Regions from separate parts of the Homo sapiens genome. Here region 1 is linked to region 2. The links are chromatin contacts, found by Hi-C or POLR2A ChIA-PET in ENCODE. All regions are on one chromosome and are shown on one strand. Each heading gives the region's core, a stretch centred on a gene start or an enhancer-like site at or near the end of the contact. The rest is flanking DNA. Distances are from core to core; before and after follow the strand shown.

Evidence for each region. Hi-C counts contacts between places; a loop is a spot of excess contacts on that map. ChIA-PET counts read pairs that join two places held with the same protein, here RNA polymerase II (POLR2A). Pooled maps may share reads with other maps.
Region 1: a loop to region 2 is called in a map of endothelial cell of umbilical vein, with 2.1 times the contacts of the local background. The contact joins two enhancer-like sites. A Hi-C loop is called at or near these places in 1 of 168 maps with a recorded cell type or tissue (endothelial cell of umbilical vein) and 3 of 50 pooled maps. POLR2A ChIA-PET finds 5 or more read pairs at or near these places in 4 of 52 experiments (HEK293, T-cell, activated B cell and 1 more).

What each region holds. Positions count from the first base shown.
Region 1 is chr10:31,127,134-31,133,108 of GRCh38, forward strand. All of the region lies in intron 2 of LOC105376481 (a long non-coding RNA gene), which reads left to right. It overlaps LOC105376482 (a long non-coding RNA gene), which reads right to left. Exons shown (of 4, transcript XR_001747412.2): 3 at 3,276-3,385; 4 at 2,850-3,038. Among named protein-coding and RNA genes, the nearest start is that of LINC02664, 58 kb to the right of the region's middle. Within about 2 kb of position 2,303, at least 7 of the 41 ENCODE cell types and tissues checked have a DNase peak (open chromatin) inside an H3K27ac peak, as active enhancers do.
Region 2 is chr10:31,002,028-31,008,406 of GRCh38, forward strand. All of the region lies in intron 1 of ZNF438 (zinc finger protein 438), which reads right to left. Among named protein-coding and RNA genes, the nearest start is that of ZNF438, 27 kb to the right of the region's middle. Within about 2 kb of position 2,769, at least 5 of the 41 ENCODE cell types and tissues checked have a DNase peak (open chromatin) inside an H3K27ac peak, as active enhancers do.

The DNA of each region.
Region 1 (5,975 bases), core at 1,053-3,552, 120 kb after region 2:
GGCACCTCTTCTGATCTCAGTGGCTTTCCTGGTGTTAAGACAAGTTGCTCATCCCTGAGGGGTCTGAACTTCCTGGTCATTATGCCCTTCACAGGCTACAGTCTATTTTCTTTAAAAATTGGAGAAGGAAGTGCTGAGAGGCGCCTAAGTAAATCTCTGAGGTTATACATGTATTCTTCCCTTCTTTGCATGTTAGAGTAGCCTTCCCTCTTCCTGGTGACCTTGATAATCAGGTTCAGTTATCCCTTCCAAGATGGCGACTCCTCTTTCTTGCCTGTGGTCCCCTTGGTGCAAGCTGTGTCCATGGATCAGCCACAGTTATGATTCAATGGGCTGTTGCTGTGTCACCTGTCAGAAGCATTCTCCCTTAAAAAATGAGTACCTCAAAACCCACAGAGCTCAGTGTTTGGGGGATTCTCCAAGTAGGTCATTGGGAGTGATGGCTGGCAGAGACACTCCTATTTCCACTCCTTGGTTCCCGGACTCATGTATTTTACCCGTGTGAACACAGTGCCATATAAAGGTCTTTGCTTTAAGATGTATTCTGCCTCCTGGAGAATGGTGCTCCATCCTGACAAGGCATCACTTTTGAGCTGGTGTATTGGCTAAGCCCCAACAGTTCTGTCTATACCATTGCTTTATGTGGCTTGAAGCCCCAGGGTGTCATAGCATGTGCTAGAACCGTTCAGTGGAGTCCACGGGCATGCGCCCATTCTAACAACTCCTTTGCTGAAAAGTGGGCTCCTTGCCCTGATGTGATATTATACGGATCCCATGAAGGTGGATTTAACACGATAGAAGCCCTTGAATAGTGGTGCTCACCAAAGTGCTAAGGGCAGGAAATGTGAACCCATGCCCAGGATATGGATATGTGCCCATTCAGGTTAAAATTAATTGCTGCATCTTCCAGGGTGGAAGGTATCCAGTGTAGTGAATTTGCCAGAGTGTCCGGTTGGTCTCCTTGAGGTATAGGCTCTACTGGGACCCCAGTATCACTCTCTGCTGCTAGAATGTTAGACATTTGGCAGTAGCAGTGGCTAGAAAAGCTTTGGTAAGCGGGAGCCAATACTGGTGGGCCCATGCATAGCTTCCATACCTGCCACCATGGCTATTCTATTCAGCGCCGGCCCTGGAGTGGATGATGACAGGGACTGCTGTCAACTGGTTAGTCATTTTGTCTACCTGTATGTTTAGTGCCTCTCTTGTGGGTGTTAACATGTGATACAAAGACCTTCAACACTCCTGTAGTCCATGCACGTGTCTCTACTCCAGACCTCCTTGTGGCCAATCTGCCAATCTGTCTCCTACTAGGCCCCTGCCCATTTGGTCAAGCCATTTGGTACTGCCCATAAGTCTGCATATATCACGACCCCAGGCCACTTCTCTTTCAAAACAAAGTGTATGACCAGGGACACCACCATCCACACTGTCTTTTAAGACCACCCTTGAATGGGACTGTAGCACAGTTCCCATTCATTTTCAGCTTGCACGGATGTACAGAGCTGGCCCATCCATGAAGCAAGCTTGAGCTCCTTCCTCTTAGTCAGCTAATCATAAGGGTCTTACATATGGCTGTGGGTGTGAGCTGAGAGGGAAGTGCTGGTACAGTAATAGTGGATGGCTATTGTGCAGCTTGACTGTGCCCTCTGGTCCTGCTTAGGCCTAATCCCAGATGTACCAGTCCAGTCTTACAATGGATTGTTCCAGGGCCTATCCAATGACATGACATAGTGGTTTCGACAGAACCCAGCTCCTGATGGGCTGCTTTGGCCACATGGTCACTTTGTGTCCCATGGTCAGATACTGTGTCTCTATGAGGTCCCCATAGCATGCCAGAACTGTTGTTCAAAGTTGTATAATTCTCGCTGTGGATGGCATAATTTTGTTCCAGGCTTGTTAGTGATTAAACAAATTCAATAAATCATCTCCAAATGAAGACAGTAAAGTTTTTACACTTACTTTTCAAAACCACAATTTTCTCATCATTTTTAAAAAGCTACATCATATAGTAAGAGTATTCAATGTGACTTTGGGACTTTTAGACATGATTTTTTTAAAAAAGGTCTACTCACACCAATCTTTGCTTATTTATATCAAATCCACAAATACAGCAGGATGAAATGAACAAATAAAAAAACTTAGGAGTAAGTTAAAAATATGGCTTGGAAAAATAACACAGGGCCAAGTTAAAGTTAGCAGACAAAAGCACAGGGCCAGAATTCCCAACCAGTTGCTGGATCTGCACTGTAAACTCCATTCTGGGTCCTGCTGTGACTGTTGCCAAGACATCATGACTCAGCACTCTCCCTGAGACCCACCACATGCAACGCAAGGAGACAGGTTACCCCATCACCCATTTCATGCACACACCAGGATGCAGATGCACTCAGTGAAAAGAGGACTGAGCTTTCTGCATTTGGAAAACTGCCTGAGATGGTGGGGGTGTGTGAAGATAGCCTAGGCAGTGTAACTCAATTTAGTTAAAAAAAAAAAAAAAAAAGGCAGCTGGGCGCAGTGGCTCATGCCTGTAATCCCAGCACTTTGGGAGGCCGAGGCGGGCGGATCACGAGGCCAGGAGTTTGAGACCAGCCTGACCAACATGGTGAAACCCTGTCTCTACTAAAAATACAAAAATTAGCCAGGTGTGGTGGCGTGCACCTGTAATCCCAGCTACTCATGAGGCTGAGGCAGGACAATCACTTGAACCCGGGAGGTGGACGTTGCAGTGAATCAAAATCATGCCGCTGCACTCCAGCCTGGGCAACAGAGTGAGATTCCATCTCAAAAAAAAAAAAATATGACTTGAACTTAGTCTTGGTCCTCCGGACAGCAGATCCTGAGACAAACGCTTGAGTGCAAAAATTTATTGGGATGTGTGATCCAGCAAGTAGGAGTAAAAGACAAGACGGATGAAGGACAGAGGATGGAAACCAATACAAGGATGAGTTATTAAGTTGGCCACAGCTCCTGGCGAATGGTTCCTGGCTGTTTCTGGGCTGCCTGAGGAGTTGCATGAAAGATGTTTCAGGGCTGTCCATCTGGGGGAAGAAAGGAAAACATTTATCCATTAGCACTTAGACTCCATTGATCACTCCTGGGTTGGGCAAAATGCATGGGCCCCCGACGGCTTAGAGAAGCTCCAGGGCAGACTCTGGAAGCTCCAGCAGAGGTGTGAGGCAAAGGCATGAGGCAAGGCCCCAGCAGGAAGCTGCTCAGAACCTGCATCAGTAGCTGGAATGAGGGACAAGGGACACCCAAAGGCACTGAGGTCATACCCAAGAGGTGCCTGGTGCACAGTCCAGATTTAAAATTGGTTGCTGCTGGAAAACCATCTTCTTAGAATCTGTTCATCTTTAGCAAATTGCTGATCCCTAAGTAATGACCCCTGTAAGAGTTAAGTAATGTCAGCAGGATACTTGTTTCAAGCACCATTCCATCCATGAACAGAGCCAGCATTTGCAAGTATGTTCTTTGCTTCCTGTGTCAAAATATGAAGCTTTCATGAATGCTCCAGAGATTATATCTGAAAACAGATTTACTCCAGACATCTAGTCTAGCACATGCGGCCCAACTTAATGTCCTATAGAGATAATAAAGAGTTGAAAGAATAAAACTGTTCATTTTATACACATAGGTAAGAAACCATATCTCCACTCATTTTCAGAGCATCTTTGACTTTCCAGAAGCAACTTTCTTTTAGGCTGGGTGGTTTAAATACAGTTTGAAAATAATGTGAATTTTCACACTGTGTTCTCATATAAGGCCCCTGAAAATTTTTCTTCTCTGAAAATACAATATTGACTCTTTTATGGCCAAATTAAGCTACAACAAATAAGGTACGATTCTATTTTCCTTTTCACTGTAAACAGTCTCTATTGTTTAAAATAATATGGTCCTCTGGAGGCCAAGGTGGGAGGGTTGCTTGAGGCCAAGAGTTTAAACCCAGCCTGGGCAACATAGCAAGACACCCATCTCTACAAAATGTTAAAAAATTAGCCAAGTATGGTGGTGTACACCTGTAGTCCCAGCTAATAAGGAGGCTGAGGAAGGAGAATCACTTGAGCCCAGGAGTTCAAGGCTGCACTGAGCTATGATTGCACCACTGCACTCCAGCCTGGGCAACAGAGCCAGACCCTGTATCCAAAAAAAAAAAAAAAAAAAGAAATGCTTCTCTGGCTCATAAACCTATTGCTGAGAAATTTGCCACTGGCTATTAAGCCAATCCTTGGAAAACTAATTGTAAACAAAGTGTTTTGGATCTTGCTACACAGCTGCTCAACTCTTCTATTTGAGAATGAAGTGTAATGAAATTACAACTTAAACTTATTGAGAGGAAGAGCTCAGTAATGCTGTTGAAGACTTGGAATCCTTCTAGCTGGAAAAGCAACAAATAGCCAAGGCGCAGAAGGCTTCACTCAAGCTCAAAGGCAGCAAGCAGAGAAAACCTAGTCCCTCGGGCTATCAGCCACTGTGATCCCTCTCCATTAATACACCAGGCTTAATTAGTTAAATTAACCTATTAGAGGTTGGATATTTATTTTTTAATTAACCAATTATTAGCAATTTAAATAAAATTTATATCTACCATGAGAATTCTACGTGCCTATAAGAGCTTTTAACGTCTTAACAAGACTGTAAATTAGAAACTATTATCTCTATGTACAAATAAAGTACCTGGGCACAGAGATGCTAAGGAAGTCCTCCAAAGTCATACAGCTAAGTAGTGCCAGAGCTGGATTTAAACTCAGGTGACACTATAGAGTACCCCCAATGCCTCCTTAATCTACATCTTCAATCCTTTTTTTTTTTTTTGAGGTGGAATCTGGCTCTGTTGCCCAGGCTGGAGTGCAATGGTGTAATCTTGGCTCACTGCAGCCTCTACATCCCAGGTTAAAGTGATTCTCCTTCCTCAGTCTCCCAAGCAGCTGGGACTATAGACTCATGCCACCATGCCTGGCTAATTTTTGTACTTTTAGTAGAGATGGGGTTTCACCATGTTGGCCAGGCTGGTGTTGAACCCCTGACCTCAGCTGATCTATCTGCCTATCTGCCTCGGCCTCCCTCAATGCTCTGTTTGTCAAAAACAACAATTTGTCACATGGCATAACAAAGAAATCAAGGGGAAGGAGTAGACCTTCATTATGGCAAATTAATCTTGTGCAGATCCCTTGATCCCAGCTCCTTCTATCTCTCAGAGCCTAGGAGGAGTTACGGAGAAACGGTGCGGCAAAGTTAACACTGAGCTTCATCGATATCCTCCAGCTGCAAATGTTACTAGATGCTTCTTCAACAAACTACCTGCCTGAGGACAGTGCACATGAACACATCATAGGCTCTGTAAAATCCTCTGGCAAAGAAACCTGTTTGCCCGAGGATCCCTTTTTGAGGAGCATCTACTTGACACTCATTTGGAAGAAGGCAGTTTCAAAATCACCGAGGTGCAGAATATCACAAAATAATAAATTTGAAACCACAGCCCCTTGGTACCAGGCAGTTCCCACTGGTACTCGGAGTGGAGCCGTCACAGCTTGTCCTGGCATCCCAAACAGAAAATGTATGTATGGATTTCTCACTAACTTAAGAGGAGTCTGACTATTCATTGGCTCAACAAGTATTTATGGGGCATGAGGAGTCAGGCACAGTGCTGGCTCACGAAACTTACAGTCCGGTGGGGAGGGTGAATTTTGCCCGGTTGTACATTTGATGAGTATTACAAAAGAGAAGATGAAAGAGCTACAGGATCCTGTAACTGGAGGACCTGATCTGGCCCAGGCACCAGGGAAGTGACATTTCACCTGAGGCCAGAGGAATAAGTGGGAGGGGAATGGGCTGGGGGTGGGCTATGCAGGGAGACCTATGTGGGCAAAGGGCCTTTCTCCTGGTAAGTTTCTACTCACCCAGCCTCCACCTGGACATCCTCCCTCCCTTCCTCCCTCCCCAGGAGCTGGGCTGAGGGCCGCCCTACTGCTATCCAT
Region 2 (6,379 bases), core at 1,519-4,018:
CATAAAGATGAGACGTAAGAATTTAAAATGGCACAGCATGTTCAGGGAAAGGCAGTGGCTGGGAGTAGCACAAGAAACACATAAGACTGAATGGGTCCATTTCCTTAAAGCCTCTCCAGAATTGTCAGTTATTTTAATTTTCAGTATTTTCGAAAGAATAGAAGAGATAACTCAAGGTTAACTTAAAAGGCATTTCTTTGATTACCAGTGACGGTAAACATAATCCCACCTTTTTATTAATCATTAACTGCTAAAATACTTTGTTTACTTATGTATTAAAACTTCTTCATTAAGTTCGAGAGAACTTCCTCTTCAGATATTATAGATATTCACCCTTAGTCACATTTGATACAAGCATTTCCTCCAGTGTGTTGTGTGATTTTTTTCATTGTAAATAAACCTTACATTTTATATGTTCAAAACTATTAGATCTTTTCCTTGGTGAGTTTTCCCTCTAATACTGAGTCATCAATCCTTCACAAATCTGAATATTGTTCTATTTTCTACTACTTTTCAAAAATACGATTAAAAAATATTTAGCTCTTGATACTAGCTAGACCTGATTTAAAAAACATGATGTGCATAAACATTCACATACAGGCCATTATCCTCCCTCTTCCAATCCTACTCCCACTCCCTTTGCTAAGATGGCTAGGGAATGCCCTTTCATCCAAACTCTTAATTCATTTTAATTCAGGTTCCCTTATATAACAATACGGAGAAGAGAGCAGCTAGAGCATGTGTCCTTTGCAGTGTCTTTAGAGATGGCCCTGAAATGGCTATGACCCCTACAAAAGAATTACAAAGTAGTATATTAAGGTACATAACATGGACAGAAAACATTTATGGGATGTATCAGCAATAAACATAGATGCTAATTTAAAGTACTAGTAGATACCTTCTAAGTCCCCAAACAAGTAATGCAGGTTTTCTTTAAGGGCCTGGAATGTATAGCCTTTTGACTAACTTCCTATTACAGAAGGCAGTTTTCAAATTAGCAAAGGGGGCTCAGTCCAGTGGTATACAGGTGAACACGTCTGACTCCCATGGGGAGTCTGGAAATGTGGGGAGGCATTTTTTAGATGTCACAATGAGAGAGCACACTATTGCAAGTCTTGAGATGTGTAGGGCAATCTTGTACAACAAAAACCTGTCCCATCCCAAATGCCGATAGCCACCTCACTTCAGCTAAGGGCCTTCCAGCCCAAGATGATGTGCTTCCTATATTTAATGAAGGAAACACTCCTGACTTCCAATTGTTCTATCTACCCTGCCACCCAGTACATGTTTTACCGTGGGAGGACCAGCCCTAAGTAAGATTGTGAGGTAGAACAGGTAGTATTGGATGTCTTGCTTACTCTTCCCGTTGGGTCCCTTGTTTTAAAACCCTGTTCTGGCCTGAATCCCTTCAAGTAACATCCCAGGAAGTTCTGGCTTGGAGGAACCCAGGAACTTGGCTACTGTCTTCTCATTCTGACCCACCAAAACCTGTTCCCTGCAAGTTCTTAGAAAACATCTGAAAAACAAAGCATACTCTGATACTAACCTCATGAAGGTACAAGTGCATTCTTCTCAGGGCTATTTGTGTTTAAGCACTAAACTAAAGATGCCACTCCTTATCATATGCCCTACTACCATCCTTATACAAGCTACTACCATTTTTCACTGTGATTACCACAGTAGCCTCTTAACTGGTCTTCCTGCTTTCAGTCTTCCAAGTCATAGTCTATGCTCAAGAAAGAGCTGATCTACGTGAGATCATGTCATTTCTTGGCCCAAAACTCTCTGGTGGCTCCCTAGTTTACTCCAAATAAAAGCCTCCAATGGCTTTTATTGGTACCTCCAATGCAAGATCATAAATAATCTAAAATCTGAAAATCTGGGGGGAGAGCATATATGGAAGAAAAAACAAGAGTCCATTTTGGTCACATTAAATTTGCAATGCCTAGGAGACATTCAAGTGGAGATGTCAGAAAGGTGTTATCCCCAGATCCTCAGAAGAGAACTTCAGGCTACATAAGTACTTCTCAATGGGGGGTGATTTTATGCACCCAGGAGACATCTGGCAATATCTGGAGACATTTTGATTGTCACAATAAGGGTAGAGGGAACTCTATTGGCAGTTAGAGCATAGAGGCCAGAGATGCTGCTAAGCATCCTACAATCCACAAGACATCCCCTGACACTGAAAAAATTTTCCAGCCCAAAATGTCAATAGTGCTGAAGATGACAAACTCTGGGCTAGAGATAATAAGACTTACACAAAAAGATTATATTTAACCAAAAGTACAAGATGAAAAACAAGAGAACTAAACCTTTCCTCTTTTAGATGTCAGGTAACACAGAAGACAGAAAATGGTCAACTAGAATGGGAGAAGGAAAACCAGGGAAGGGTTTGTCTCAAAGGCCAAGAGACAAGTGTTTCCAAAAGGAAGCAATGGTCAATTGTGGTCAACTGCATGGAAAACTGCTAAGACATCAAATAACACTGATAGGGGGTTAAAAGGTTTGAGAAGAATGAAGGCAGTATGCTGTGAGGAGTGAGGGAGTGAGATAATAGACACGTCGGAAGACTGCTGGACAATTTTAAGGCTGCTGAGCGTATCATTAAAGTGAAAAAACTGGCAGGTAGTTGAGCTCATCCAGTTCTGAGATTGGAGAGACCAAAGAGGTACAAAGGAATTGAAAGAATTTGCCGGAAAATAATTTGAATCAAAGCATCTAGGCTGGATAAGGAAGGAACTGGTAACAGAAAGGAAGTGATAAGTAGAAATGTGGGGGAGGGGGCTGGAAGTCATGATGAGTCATAAATACTTTTCCCACATCAATAAATAAACTTCCTATATGCTTTTAACTGTTTCATAATAACATAGCCTATTTCTTGATATTATTAAGCAAATGTGATTATTACTTTAATAAGTTACCAGAGATAACAAGTGTTGGTGATGGTGTGAAAAAGAGAAACCTCATACACTGTTGGTGGGAATGCAGATCAGTGCGGCCACTGTGAAAAACCATACAGAGGTTCCTAAGGAAATTAAAAATACAACTACCATATGACTCAGCAATTCCTCCAGTGGGTAGATATCCAAAGGAAATGAAATCACCATCTCATAAAGATACTTGCACTCCCATGTTCACTGTAGCATGAGCCAAGATTTAGAAACAATAATAGCCAAGATATTGAAACAACCAAAGTGTCTGTCAACAGATGAATGAACTGTGAGTTATGTGTGTGTACATATGTGTGTGTGTATATATATATGTACATGCACGTACGTAAATGGAATATTATTCAGCTTTAAAAAGGAGATCCTGCCATTTGCTACCACATGGATGAATGTGGAAGACATTATGCAGAGTGAAATAGGCAAGACACAGAAAATGCATGATTTCACTTATATGTGGAATCTTAAAAAAAGAAAAGAAAAAGAAAGTTGAATACTTAGAGAACAAAATGATGGTAAACAGGGGTGGACGGGGGAGAAAATGTGAAGATGTAGGTCAAAGGATACAAAGCTGCAGATACGCAGGATAAAGGGGTCTCGATGTCTAATGTATGACATGAGGACTATGGTTAATACTGTACTGTATTTGAGATTTTTGCTAAAAGAGATTTTCCTGCCACTAAAAAGAGTAACTATGTGAGATGACTGATGTTAATTTGCTTGACTGTAGTATCCACTTCACTGTGTGTATACATCAAAACATCATATACGTTAAATATATACAATAAAAAAATAGGTATTTACTATTTGAACAATGCTCATCATCCTATTTACTTTTCCTAAGTAGGATCAAATGGTATTTGTGGGAAAGATCATGTTATTGTGAAAGATATGCATATATGATAAATAACAGATCTGGGTTAAAATATCAGCTCTTTCATTTATTATGTTGTGACCTTGGACAACTTACTTAATCTCTCTGAGCCTAAATCTCTTCAGCTTATTAACAGATTGTGGTACACAGAATATTGCCTCCCTCAAAGGATGTCCATCCCTTATTCCCTGGAATCTCTGTCTACCCTATATTACATGGTATGATATTGTGAAATATATATCTGGTCTACATCCTCATTTCCTGGCACACAACTGCTAAAATCCTTAGAATCTCCAAAGTGATGTCTTTTGTATGCTAATGAGTGACTGATGGCTGGCAGTCCCTGGGTAGCTTCAGGATGGAGGCTGGACACTAGAAAGACCAAAGCTTGATTAGAGGGTTGGGACGTTCAGTGACACCCTCCAAGCTCTAGGAAGGGGAAAGGGTCTGAAAGTTAAGTTGATCACCAACAGCCAATGATTCAATCAATCATGCCTACCCAATGAAGCTTAAATAGAAACCCAAAAGGGCAGGGTTTGGAGAGCTTTCAAATAGCTGAACACATGGAGGTTCGCAAATGGTGGTACACCCAGGGAGGGCAAGGGAGTTCCTTGCCCCTTCCACATGCCTGGCCCTGTGCACCTCTCTATCTGCATCCTTTGTAATACCCTTTATAATAAACCAGTAGATGTGTTTTCCTAAGTTCTGTGAGCCCTCTAGTAAATTAAATGAACCCAAAGAGGTGGTTGTGGGAACCCCAATTTATAGCAGGTTGGTCAGAAGCACAGGTAGAGCCTCCTGAGACTTGCTGTGAGACTGAGGCCTGAAGATATGGGATCTGACACTCTCTCCAGGTGGTGTCAGCATTGAATTGAAGGCAACCCGAGTGGTGTCTGCTGCAAAATGTCTTGGTGTGGTTGGCGGGGGGCGGGGGGGGGAACTCCCACACGTGTGATTACAAAAGTCTTCTGTGTTGATTGCTGTTGGCTAATAGAAAAAAAAAAACCATTTTGAGTGTGTTTTTTCCACTCATTTGGTAAGGCGGAATGAAGGTTGCACACAGAATTAAGGCTGGTAATCAGTGGGCCTTAAAATAAGGAGAGTATCTGCATTATCCAGATGGGCCCAAAGTAATCACAAGGGTTCTTAAAGGGGAAAGCAGGGACAAAAGAATTAAAACCAGAAAAATGGCACTGTGAGAAAGATTTGCCCAGCCACTGCTGTCTCTGAAGATGCAAAGAGACTAAAAGTGAAGGAATGCAGGCAGCCTCCAGAAGCTGGAAAAGACAAGAAAATTGACCTCCCCTAAGCCTTCAGGGAGAAGGGAAGCCCTGCTAACAGGATGTCAGGTCCATTTTGGGCTCCTGACTTCCAGAATGTAAGATAAGAAATTTGTGTTGTTTTAAGTCACAAAGGTTTTTTTGGTGTTTTTTTTTTTTTTTTTTTTTTGGAGACAGAGTCTCACACTGTTGCCCTGGCTGAAGTGCAGTGGCGTGATCTCAGCTCACTGCAACCTCCACCTTCCAGGTTCAAGCGATTCTCCTGTCTCAGCCTCCTGAGTAGCTGGGATTACAGGTGCACGCCACCATGCCCTGCTAATTTTTGTATTTTTAGTTGAGACAGGGTTTCATCATGTTGGTCAGGCTGGTCTCCATCTCCTGACCTCGTGATCTGCCCGCCTTGGCCTCCCAAAGTGCTGGGATTACAGGCGTTAGCCACCGCGCCCGGCCAGATCTTTTGTTTTTTGTTTGTTTGTTTCATTTTATTTTACAGCAGCAATACAAAACTAATACACAGGTAAAATGAACTGTCTTCATAAGCTTTGTGTAGATTAACCAAGATAACATATATAAAGTACCTAACAGAGAGTGCCTAGTATATAGGAAGCATTTAAATAGCTATTAAGAGTGTTAGTTCTATTAATAGTAGAACACACTTAATAGCACTGAAACCAAATAGTCAGCAGAAAGAACACTGACTCAGTTCTAGAATTTACTCAATGCCATGACATAAGACATCTTACTTTGTCTCTGTAGGACTCAGCTCTCTCATAAAGCAAAATGAGGGGGGACTAGATGACTTCTGAAGTTTCTGCCAGCTCTAAAACTTTACGATTCTAAAATCTAATTTCTTAATGACACATTCACTTATTGCTAATTAACTGATTCAGAAAATCCTATTAAATATAAACAGTAGACAAAGCAGTTTTCATTTTATGTTTCAACATTTTCAATATTTTATATTGCTGAGTTACAGCCTTATAAAGTTGAGTCATGGCATAAAAATCACAAGCCTGCAAGCAAGGAAAAATATCTAAGTCATCCTGCTTTTATTTAATGGCCTTACAGTCAAATTGAAATAATAATAATAATATCTTTTCAAACAGCTCAAAGTATATTCCCACATATTACCTCACTTCTTCTTTTTTAACAGCTTCATTGAGGTATAATTCACATACCATGCAATTTACCCTTTTGAAATATACAATTCCATGGTTTTAGTATATTCAGAGTTGTGCCACAATCACCGCAACTTTAGAACATTTTTATCATCCCAA